2 separate regions of the Homo sapiens genome follow, and region 2 is linked to region 1. Evidence: read pairs that join two places in POLR2A ChIA-PET (ENCODE). Cell type or tissue: A673. All regions are shown on one strand. Links, peaks and the distances in the headings refer to the core of each region. The heading gives the core; the rest is flanking DNA.

Region 1 (5,375 bases), core at 153-5,152:
AGTCCACATAGAGCCACACCAAGTAAAAAACAGAGAAGGGCCAGAGTGACGTGAAGAGGAGGACAAAGACAAGAAGGGAGAAGAAAGGGCCTGGGGGAAGGGAGAGAAAGAAAAGAGTTCACTTCTGAAACTCCATCATTCCCTCCAGCTGCTCCCTTCCCTTCCTCCCCTTCAGAACAACCAGCTCTCTCCTCTGGCCCTCTCCCAGACCAGTCACCTGGTCACTGTCCTCAGGCATGCAAGCCAGCAGCCCAGCCACTCTCCCTCCAAGCCCTACTCCCCTGGCAGACCCCAGGCACCCACGCCTCCCCAGCTCTCACCCATGAAGAGGAAAGTGAGCACATATTGGTAGGCGCCCACTGCTTCTAGATGCTGCTTCTGCAAGGTTTTGGAAGTGGTTGGGGGCTGCAGGGTTGTGGCAACTCCCATTGCAGAAGCTCCCCTCTTCCAGCAGGATCCCAGAACCCGGAGGACAAACGATGAAGGCTTGGATGTGGACCTGGGCAGACTTTCTCCCTACAGGAGCCCAGCTTTGGGGGCCTGGCTAAGTCGCAAATCACCTCCCAGAGTAGCGTGTGTCCGTAGGTGTGTGAGTGGGGAGATCTTTGGATCCAGAGCCCCAGATGTCTCTGGGTTTTTTCTCAGCCTGATCTTTGAACTTCCTGTCAGTCACCAGTCTGGGCTGGCTGCTGGGTGGGGCTGGGAGGCGTAAGGGGTGTGCAAGGGAGAGGTGACACCCGAGTGCCTCAGGAATTGATGTTGGAGTGGACAAGAGTGATCTGGCTAGCCCCACCCACTGGGTCCCAGGTGCTGGAAGGGGCCAGAAGCCCTGCTGAGACTATTTGACCTCCAGTCGGGGTGGGGGCAGGGCCTGGTCCGGGGCATCTCCAGGAATGTCAAGGTCACCACCCCTGCCTGGACCTCCCCCGCCATGCACAAACACACACAGGCTGCAGGTCTGTTTCCCACTTTAATTTTTTTCTTTTTCTTTTCTTTTCTTTTTTTTCTTTTTTTTTCACACGTCTCGGTCACCCAGGCTGGAGAGCAGTGGCACGATCTCGGCTCACTGCAACCTCCGCCTCCCGGGTTCAAACGATTCTCCTGCCTCAGCCTCCCGAGTAGCTAGGATTACAGGCGCGCCACCACGTCTGGCTAATTTTTTTTTTTTTTTTTTTTGGATTTTTAATAGAGATGGGGTTTCACCATGATGGCCAGGCTGGTCTCGAACTCCTGACCTCAAGTGATCCACCCGCCTCGGCCTCCCAAAGTGCTGGAATCACAGGCGTGAGCCACCGTGCCCTGCCGCCAGTCTTTAATTTCACTTCCCCACCTGCAGTCACCCAGCGGACAGGCGAGGCCAGGCGGTGGGGCGCGCCTCCGTGAGGACCAGGTGTCTGTCGGCGGGGACACCATAGCGCGCCTGGTGCTCCTCGAAGAGCTGCGTGAGTCGCCCCACGTAGCGCGCTTGCAGCGTGTCCACCTGGGCCGGACTGGGCGGGGGGCTCTGCTGCACGGGAATCGCCGACCCCACTGCGGGCGGGACGGGAGGCGATCTGGGCTGGGATCCCCGGTTCTCCTCCTCTTTTCCTCCTTGGGGATAGGCGGGAACAGAGTTCAGGGCTGGCGCGGTGGCCAAAGGCCAGTCTGGGTGGCCCCAACCCGGGACGGGGAGGGAGCGGGCCCTGGGCCAGGATCGCGGGGCGGAGGCCGGGGCTCACCTACGGTGCGGATGGGCGCGCGGAAGGGCAGCGGGAGGCCCCGGCGGCCCAGGAACAGCTGCAGGGCCACGCTTAGCAGCGGACGCAGAGCCTCCTGCGTCCTCTGCACCCACGAGCTCTGCGGGTTCGGGAACTGCTGGAAGAGCTCATTCTCCCTGGAGAAGACAGGCACTAGGGAGGCCGCAGGAGAGCATGGCGCGGCTGACTCCTGGCCCCGGGGTCCGCGGGTGGCGCCACTCTCCTCCTCCCCGGCCCGGCAGCCCTGGGGCGTCCCCACCGGGTCACGCTCGGGTCCTCACCCGAGTTCCAGAGCTGACTTAACCAATCTCTTCTGATTCCGAATCGGCAAGCTCAGTTGTCCGGGTTTTGCCTCCAGCGCCTGCAGGGGCCCTCCCACGCCAGGACAGCCACCTGGCCACCACTGAGGCAGCGGGGCCTTGACAAAGGAGACCAAACCTGGGGGGAGGGCAGAAGCTGGGGGACCCAACGCCTGGGTCTTATTTACTTATTTATTTAGGGACGGAGTCTTGCTCTGTTGCCCAGGCTGGAGTACAGTGGCCTGATCTTGGTTCACTGCATCCTTGACCTTCAGGGCTCAAGTGACCCTCCCACCTCAAGCCTCCCAGTAGCTGGGACCACAGGTGTGTACCACCACACCTGGCTAAATTTTTGTTTTTGTTTTTTCTTGTGTAGAGATGGGGTTTCACTGTGTTGCCCAGGCTGGTCTTGAACTCCTGGCCTTAAGCGATCCTCTCGCCTGCGCCTCCCAAGTGCTGGGATTACAGGTGTGAACCACCGCACCCAGCCAAAGCCTGGGACTTGGAAAGAAGAGTGGAGAGGACATGGGGAAAGGAGAGCTGGGCCCCAGTGTCCCCTGGGAAGAGGATGGTGGGGCGGGAGACAGCAGCAAGGTCCTCCTCTTCTCACCACCTGACATGATGTAGTCCTGGAAGAAGAGGAGATGGAACCAACAAGGCAGCATGAGCAGGTGTGGCGGGAGTTTGGGGAAGAGGCAGGAGCAGCCCGTGGGCTCTGTGCAGAAGTTGGCGAAGGCTCCCACGACCAGGACCCTGTGAGGGTGGAAGTCAAAGAGGTAGTTCCAGGAGGTGCCCAACTTTGCAGTTTTAACTAGCTGGGGAGCAGACGGGCGCACCCCACCCCAACGGTGAGATTGCACTTTGGGAGATGGTGGTCCCAAGAGTCTATTCTGAAGCCCCAACCGCACCCAGCACCCCACAGCCCAGGTCCTCACTGAGAGGGGGAAGTAGTCACAGAAATGTCTCAAACTGCCCAGTTGCAAACCCAGGCAGATCTGCGGGCTCCAGCCCTGGGTATGTTTCTATCCCAATAGAGCCAGACCAGGTAGAGGACCGCCAGCATCCAAGCCCAGCCGAGGAATGCAAGAGCCAGGCTGCCAGGTGCACCTGGGCTGGAAGATGGGGCAGGGGGAGCTCACAGTACAGGTGTTTAAGACCATTCAGTTGTTGCTCCTACCCATCCAGTGGCCTGAGTGGTGGGAGCTGCAGACCAGTCTTCTGTGGCAGGCTGAATGCTCCAGTCTTCAGTAGGGAACTGCTAGATAGCACAGAGGGCACCTGCACGCCTTCAGACCAGTCTGCAACCTCAGGTTGAGTAGCAGTGAACTCAGGAGCCGGAGCAGTCCATTCACCCTGAAATTCCTCCTTGTCACAGCCTTTTCAGCAGCAGCCTGCTCTTCTTTTTCAATGTCTTCATGATCTCTGTAGAAGTAGAGATCAGGCATGACCTCCCACGGGTGTTCACAGGAAATGGTGCCACGCATGCGCAGAACTTCCCGAGCCAGCATCCACCACATCAGACCCACTGAGTGAGCTCCCTTGTTGTTGCTTGGGATGGCAATGTCCACATGGCGCAGAGGAGAATCTGTGAGACACAGAGCAAGGTAGGTAGGTTAACATAAGATGCCTCTGTGAGAGGCTGCTGATCAGCCCTGGGGTCAGTAAACACAAGAAGCCGTGGCTCCCGGAAGGCTGCCTGGATCTGGTTAGTGAAGGTTCCAGGAGTGAAGCGGCCAGCGATTGGAGTGGCTCCAGTGGCAGCAGCAAACTTCAGCACGGCCCTCTGGCCAGTATTTCTGGAGGGTATGACACTGACATCAGCGGGGTTTTCAATGGCAACAATGCCACGAGCTGCCAGCAGAAGCTTCTCCCAGGTCCTCTTCAGATTTGGGATGTAGATGCCATCACTTTTCCTTTTATACATGTACTGTTCCATCTGTAAGTCAAGGTTGGTGCCACCTAATTGGTTTCCTGCTGCAAGGAAATTAAGGACATCTTCCTCCTTCATTTGCAGGACATCAAGGGCTCCGGATGTTGTGAAAGTTTCTCTTTAAGTTACAACAGGAATCCAGAACAACGCCGGATGGAGCCCTCTGTGGGTAGCGTGGAAAGCTTTTTTTGTTTTGTTTTTTTGTTTTGAGACGAAGTCTTGCTCTGTCACCCAGGCTGGAGTACCGTGGCACGATCTTGGCTCACTGCAGCCTCCGTCTCCTAGGTTCAAGCAATTCTCCTGCCTCAGCCTCCTGAGTAGCTGGGATTACAGGCCTGTGCCACCACACCTGGCTAATTTTTGTATTTTTAGTAGAGACAGGGTTTCACCATGTTGGCCAGGCTGGTCTCAAACTCCTGACCTCAAGTGATCTGCCTGCCTGCCTCGGCCTCCCAAAGTGCTAGGATTACAGGCGTGAGCCACTGAGCCCGGCTTATTTATTTTTTTGAGTTGGAGTTTCATTCTTGCTGCCCAGGCTGGAGTGTGATGGCGCGATCTCAGCTCACTGCAACCTCCCCCTCCCAGGTTCAAGCAATTATCCTGCCTCAGCCTCCCAAGTAGCCGGGATTACAGGCGCCCGCCACCATGCCCAGCTAATTTTTGTATTTTTTAGTAGAGATGCGGTTTCACCATTTTGGCCTGGCTGGTCTTGAACTCCTCACCTCGTGATCTGTCCGCCTCAGCCTCCCAAAGTGCTGGGATTACAGGCATGGGCCACCGTGCCCAGCTTAATTATGTATTTTTTAAGTAGAGACAGGGTTTCACCATGTTGGCCAGGGTGGTCTCAAACTCCCAACTTCAGGTGATCCATCCACCTCAGCCTCCCAAAGTGCTGGAATTACAGGCGTGAGCCATCGCGCCCAGCTAATTTATTTTTTGTAGAGATGGGGGGGGTCTCGCTATGTTGTCCAGGCTGGTCTTGAACTCCTGGCCTCCAGTGATCCTCCGCCTGCCTTGGCCTCTGAAAGTACTGGGATTATAGGTGTGAGCCACTGTGCCCAGCCTGGGAAGTCCCTCTTTTGGTCTGTGCCCTCTCATGCACTTTTTTTTTTTTTGAGATGGAGTCTCACTCTGTGGCCCAGGCTGGAGTGCCGGGGCACAATCTCAGCTCACTGCAAGCTCTGCCTCCCGGGTTCATGTCATTCTCCTGCCTCAGCCTCCTGATTAGCTGGGACTACAGATGCCCGCCACCACGCCTGGATAATTTTTTGTATTTTTAGTAGAGACGGGGTTTCACCGTGTTAGCCAGGATGGTCTGGATCTCCTGACCTCGTGATCCGCCCCCCTTGGCCTCCCAAAGTGTTGGGATTACAGGCGTGAGCCACCGCGCCCGGCCCCTCTCACACACTG
Region 2 (5,375 bases), core at 183-5,182, 290 kb before region 1:
CCCGCACTCTCTCTTGCTCTCTCTCTTGCCCTGTGACATGCCAGCTCCCCTTCAACTTCCCCTGTAAGTGGAAGCTTCCTGAGGTCCTCACCAGAAGCAAATGCTGGCACCGTGCTTCCTGTACAGCCTGCAGAACCGTGAGCCAAATAAACTTTTTTTCTTTATAAATCACCCAGTCTTAGGCATTTATAGCAATGCAAGAATGGCCTAACACGTTTGTTTTGCAACTGTGAGTGTGAATCAACATATTGGTTCTTTTCAATGCTCAAAACATTGTGCTTTAATTGTGAGACACATAAGGCTGGCATATGGGTTGCCAAAATTATGATTCTTGAAAGTCCTGGCAGATATTTCAAAGTAAAATAATGAAAATTTATAGAAAGGAATTGAGGAATAAAAGAATTTAAATAAGAATAAGTTTAATAAATTTAAGTAAGAATTTAAGGCCAGGCGTGGTGACTCATGCCTGTAATCCAGCATTTGGGAGGCCGAGGTGTGTGGATCACCTGAGGTCAGGAGTGTGAGACCAGCCTGGCCAACATGACCAAACCCCGTCTCTACTAAAAATACAAAAATTAGCCGGGCATGATGGCAGGTGCCTGTAATCCCAGCTGCTCAAGAGGCTGAGGCAGGAGAATCACTTGAACCTGGGAGGTGGAGGCTGTAGTGAGCCAAGATCGCACCACTGCACTCCAGCCTGGGTGACAGAGTGAGACTCTGTCTCAAAAAAAAGGCTGGGTGTGGTGGCTCATGCCTGTAATCCCAGTACTTTGAGAGGCCGAGGTGGGTGGATCACCTGAGGTTAGGAGTTCAAGACCAGCCTGGCCAACATGGCAAAACCCTGTCTCTACTAAAAAATACAAAAAATTATCTGGGCCTGGTGGCGGGCGCCTGTAATCCCAGCTATTTGGGAGACTGAGGCAGGAGAATTGCTTGAATCTAGGAGGTAGAGGTTGCAGTGAGCCGAGATCGCACCACTGCCCTCCAGCCTGGGCAACACAGCGAGACTCTGTCTCAAAATAAATAAATAAATAAATAAATAAATAAATAAAAAGGTGTTCGGCTCTATAAAGATCTACTTTTCCCCAAATCTATTTTTTTCTTTTTAAGGGACAGGGTCTTGCTCTGTCACCCAGGCTGTAGTACAGTGGCATAATCATAGCTCACTGCAGCCTCAAACTCCTGGGCTCAAGTGAGCCTCCCACCTCAGCCTCCCCAGTAGCTGGGACTACAGGTGTGTGCCACCCCGCTGGGCTAATTTTTGCATTTTTTGTAGAGAAGGGGTCTTGCTATGTTGCCCAGGCTGGTCTCGAACTCGTGAGCTCAAGCAATCTGCCCGCCTCAGCCTCCCAAAGTGCTGGGATTACAGAAGTGAGCCACTGTGTCTGGTCTACGTTTTTATTTTAAATTGAGCATTAAGGGAATGCAGTCTTTTAATCAGAACTCTGCCAATGCTTTTTATCTAGATGCCTATTGCCACTTTTGTCTTCTATGAAATTTTTGTCTCAAGAAAAGCAGGATTACATTTTTTTTCCTTAACAGATTGAGTTGGTGATGTGTATTCTTGGTTACCAAAATGCTCACATAGCTTTAGGTTTTGAATGGGTAAATATTCATGATGCGTGAAAAAGCATAATACGTATTGTGTGATCTCAGTCCTATGAGATTGGATGTTCTGCCTACACCCAGGACCCTAGAAGGAATGTCAAGCTGTAAAATGCTGGTGATTGTGGATGACTTTGTTTTTTGCTTCCTGTTTTTCAATTTCCTTTTTTTTTTTTTTTTTTTTTTTTTAGGCGGAGTCTCACTCTGTCACCCAGGCTGAAGTGCAATGACGCAGTCTTGGCTCACTGCAACCTCCGCCTCTTGAGCTCAAGCGATTCTCCTGCCTCAGCCTCCTGAATAGCTGGGATTACAGGCACATGCCACCACACCCGGCTAATTTTTGTAATTTTAGTAGAGATGAGGTTTCACCATGTGGGCCAGGCTGGTCTTGAATTCCTGACTTCAGGTGATCCACCCGCCTCGGCCTCCCAAAGTGCTATGATTACAGGCATGAGCCACTGTGCCCGGCCTATTTCTTCTATCTAATTGTATTTTTGTAGCTATCAACCAACCTCTCTTCACTGCCCCCTCCCTACACTCTGATAACTGTCAGTCTACTCTACCTCCACGAGGTTCTTCCTTTTTTTTTTTTTCTGAGACAGAGTCTTGCTCTGTTGCCCAGGCTGGAGAGCAGTGGCATGATGTTGGCTCACTGCAACCTCCGCCTCCTGGGAGTCAAGTGATTCTCCTGCCTCAGCATCCCGAGTAGCTGGGATTACAGGTGTGCAGCACCATGCCCGGCTAATTTTTGTATTTTTAGTAGAGATGGGGTTTCACCATGTTGGCCAGGATGGTCTCAAACTCCTGACCTCAAATGATCTGCCCCCCTCGGTCCCCAAAGTGCTGGGATTACAGGCATGAGTCTCACTGGCGTGAGAATTTAGAAGCACCTCTCCCACCCGCGCCCAGCTGGCCTCTTCTAGAATTTTATATAAATGGAATAGTCATATTGTCTACTATTTGACTTTTTTCACTATCCTAATGTTGTTGCAATTCTTCCAAGTCAGTTCACATATATTTCATTCCTTCTTATTGCCAAAGAGGATTCCATTGTATGGATATACCAAAATTTATCCCTTCACTATCTGATAACCTCCCTTCTTAATTTTTAGCTATTATAATTAGTACACTCAAAACTTGTGTGTGTATACATGTTCATTTCTCTTAAGTAAATACCTAGATCAAGATAATCAGGCTGGGCGAGGCAGCTCATGCCTGTAATCCCAGCCCTCTGGGAAGCTGAGGCTGGAGGATTGCTTGAGCCCAGGAGTGTGAGACCAGTTTGGGCAACATGGTGAAACTCTGTACAGAAAAATAAAAAAAATTAGCCGGGTGTGGTGGTGCATGCTTGTAATCCCAGCTACCCAGGAGGCTGAGACAGGAGGATTGCTTGAACCCGGAAGATTGAGGCTGCAGTGAGATGTGATCACACAACTGCATTCCAACCTGGGTAACAAAATGAGACCCTGTCTCAAAAAAAAAAAAAAAAAAAAAAGAGATGGCGGGGCACGGTGGCTCATGCCTGTAATCCCAGCACTTTGGGAGGCTGAGGCAGGTGGATCACCTGAGGTCAGAAGTTTGAGACCAGCCTGGCCAACATGGTGAACCCTGGTCTCTACTGAAAATACAAAAAATTAGCTGGGTGTGGTGGTGGGTGCCTGTAATCCCAGCTACTTGGGAGGCTGAGGCAGGAGAATTGCTTGAACCCGGGAGGCGGAGGTTGCAGTGAGCTGAGATTGTGCCACTGCACTCCAGCCTGGGCGACAGAGCGAGACTGTTTCCAAAAGGAAAAAAAAAAAGATAATCAGTAGGACCAAGACATGGGAACAAAGACTGTTCGCTGCTCTCAACAGACGCTACTCAGTGCCACCATGAGCTTGTCAGGTAAACGTCCAAAGAGAGAGGGAGGAAAGAAAAAAAATATTTTAGCCACCTAGAATTACAAGTAGTTCTACACATTTTACTTAAAAAAAGAAGGAAAAAAGGTACTGATTATCTCGCGGTGGGGGGCGTCCCCAGAGAGGCTGCTGGTTGGAGACACAGGGCGCCTTTCCTCTTCCCACTTTCCCTCTTGTCAGCCAGAGACAAAGAACTCAGGCTTCAGGTGGCTCAAAACGTAAAGGAAGAAAAAAAAAGAAAAAAAAGAAGCCGGGCACAGTGGCTCACGCCTGTAATCCCAGCATTGGGAGGCTGAGGTGGGCAGATCATGAGGTCAGGAGTTCGAGACCAGCCTGACCAACATGGTGAAACCCCGTCTCTACTAAAAATACAAAAATTAGCTGGGCATGGTGGTGGAAGGTAATCGCCATTGCACACCAGGCTGGGCAGCAAGAGTGAAACTCTGTCTCAAGAAAAAAAAAAAAAAAGAGAGAGAGAGAGAGACTGCTGCTTCAGGAAGTTAGAAGTCCAAGAAAAAAAGGAGAACTTTAAACTTTAAGTATTGAGCAAACACCAGGTCTAGCAAACATAATGTTATCTCTAGATTACTTATTGATTAATGAGCAAACCTGTAGGTACAGGGAGAAAATAAAAGGTGACTAACTAAATTATATATACATATAAAATATACATACATAATATATGTGATATAATACATATATTACTGTATAATATATACATATGTACACATATGTGTGTATATATATTAATATATAATACATTATATATTATTATATGTACCATATAGGTATACTACATGTATATTCTATACACATTATATATGTATATATAATTTATCTAGTCACCTTTTATTTTCTCCTTGTACCTAGAGGTACAATATATATGGTTAAATATATTGTATATATTATATACAATATATTATATATGTAGATATGTATACCTTATATGTACATATGTATATTATATGTAACAATATATATGTAGATATGTATACCTTATATGTACATATGTATATTATATGTAATACATTATATGTATTATACATATATAATATACATATGATACATATATAATATTTTAATATAAATATAAACAGATAAATTTAGTATACAATATATTTTCCATAGTTTGATTCAACTGGAAATTCAAAATTCATATAACAAAAATATAAAAAAGGACACTGGGTTTTGTGCCTCTACAATGTAGGTTCTAACTTTAACCTTTCAAAAAATGCACTAGGCCAGGCGTGGTGGCTCACGCCTGTAATACCAGCACTGTGGGAGGCCAAGGTGGGAGGATTGCTTTAGGCCAGGAGTTTGAGACCAGCCTGGGCAACATAATGAGACCCCTGCCTCTACAAAAAAAATTAAAAAAAAAGTTAGCCAGGCATGGTGGCGAATGGCTGTTGTCCCAGCTACTCTGGAGACTGAGGCAGGAGGATTGCTTGACCCCTGGAGGTTGAGGCTACAGTGAACCATGATAGTGCCACTGCACTTCAGCCTGGGTGACAGAGGGAGACCCTGCCTCCAAAAAAAAAAAAAAAAAAAAGAAGGAGCCCCATCCTACATACCAGATGCCAGACAACATCACCCCAAAATCTCACTGCTGTAGATGCCATCATCTCAGACGACATCACCCCAACCCAGGGCCTTGACACTAGAGATGACTTCACCCCTTACGCTAAACCTTCACTCCTTGGGTGGTAAACCTAGGTCACGCCCATGGATTCACCTCTCCTAAGACACAAATGGACATAGGACATTTTTACTTTTCTTTCTGAACTCCCTGCCTGCATAGGCTATGATCTTAGTACGCTGCTTGCTCTCTGCTCACATCCATCCCTAAAAGAAACTCTGGCCATGTGCAAGCCA

Evidence for each region. Peaks named below come from ENCODE experiments on the same cell type or tissue, not always from the same donor. Only the 100,000 strongest peaks of a DNase experiment are listed, where the experiment ranks them.
Region 2: POLR2A ChIA-PET joins it to region 1 with 13 read pairs; 2 of 35 experiments call an interaction of 5 or more read pairs at or near these places.

The regions. Positions count from the first base shown.
Region 1 is chr7:101,200,426-101,205,800 of GRCh38, forward strand. It overlaps MOGAT3 (monoacylglycerol O-acyltransferase 3), which reads right to left and starts at 611. Exons shown (of 7, transcript NM_178176.4): 1 at 321-611; 2 at 1-90. The coding sequence starts at 429. It also overlaps the pseudogene DGAT2L7P and the pseudogene RPSAP46. RefSeq lists enhancers at 1,763-2,570, 2,571-3,377. In A673, for the core only: no CTCF peak of the experiment used is centred there; no DNase peak of the experiment used is centred there.
Region 2 is chr7:100,908,862-100,914,236 of GRCh38, forward strand. No RefSeq gene overlaps it. Among named protein-coding and RNA genes, the nearest start is that of ACHE, 16 kb to the left of the region's middle. In A673, for the core only: no CTCF peak of the experiment used is centred there; no DNase peak of the experiment used is centred there.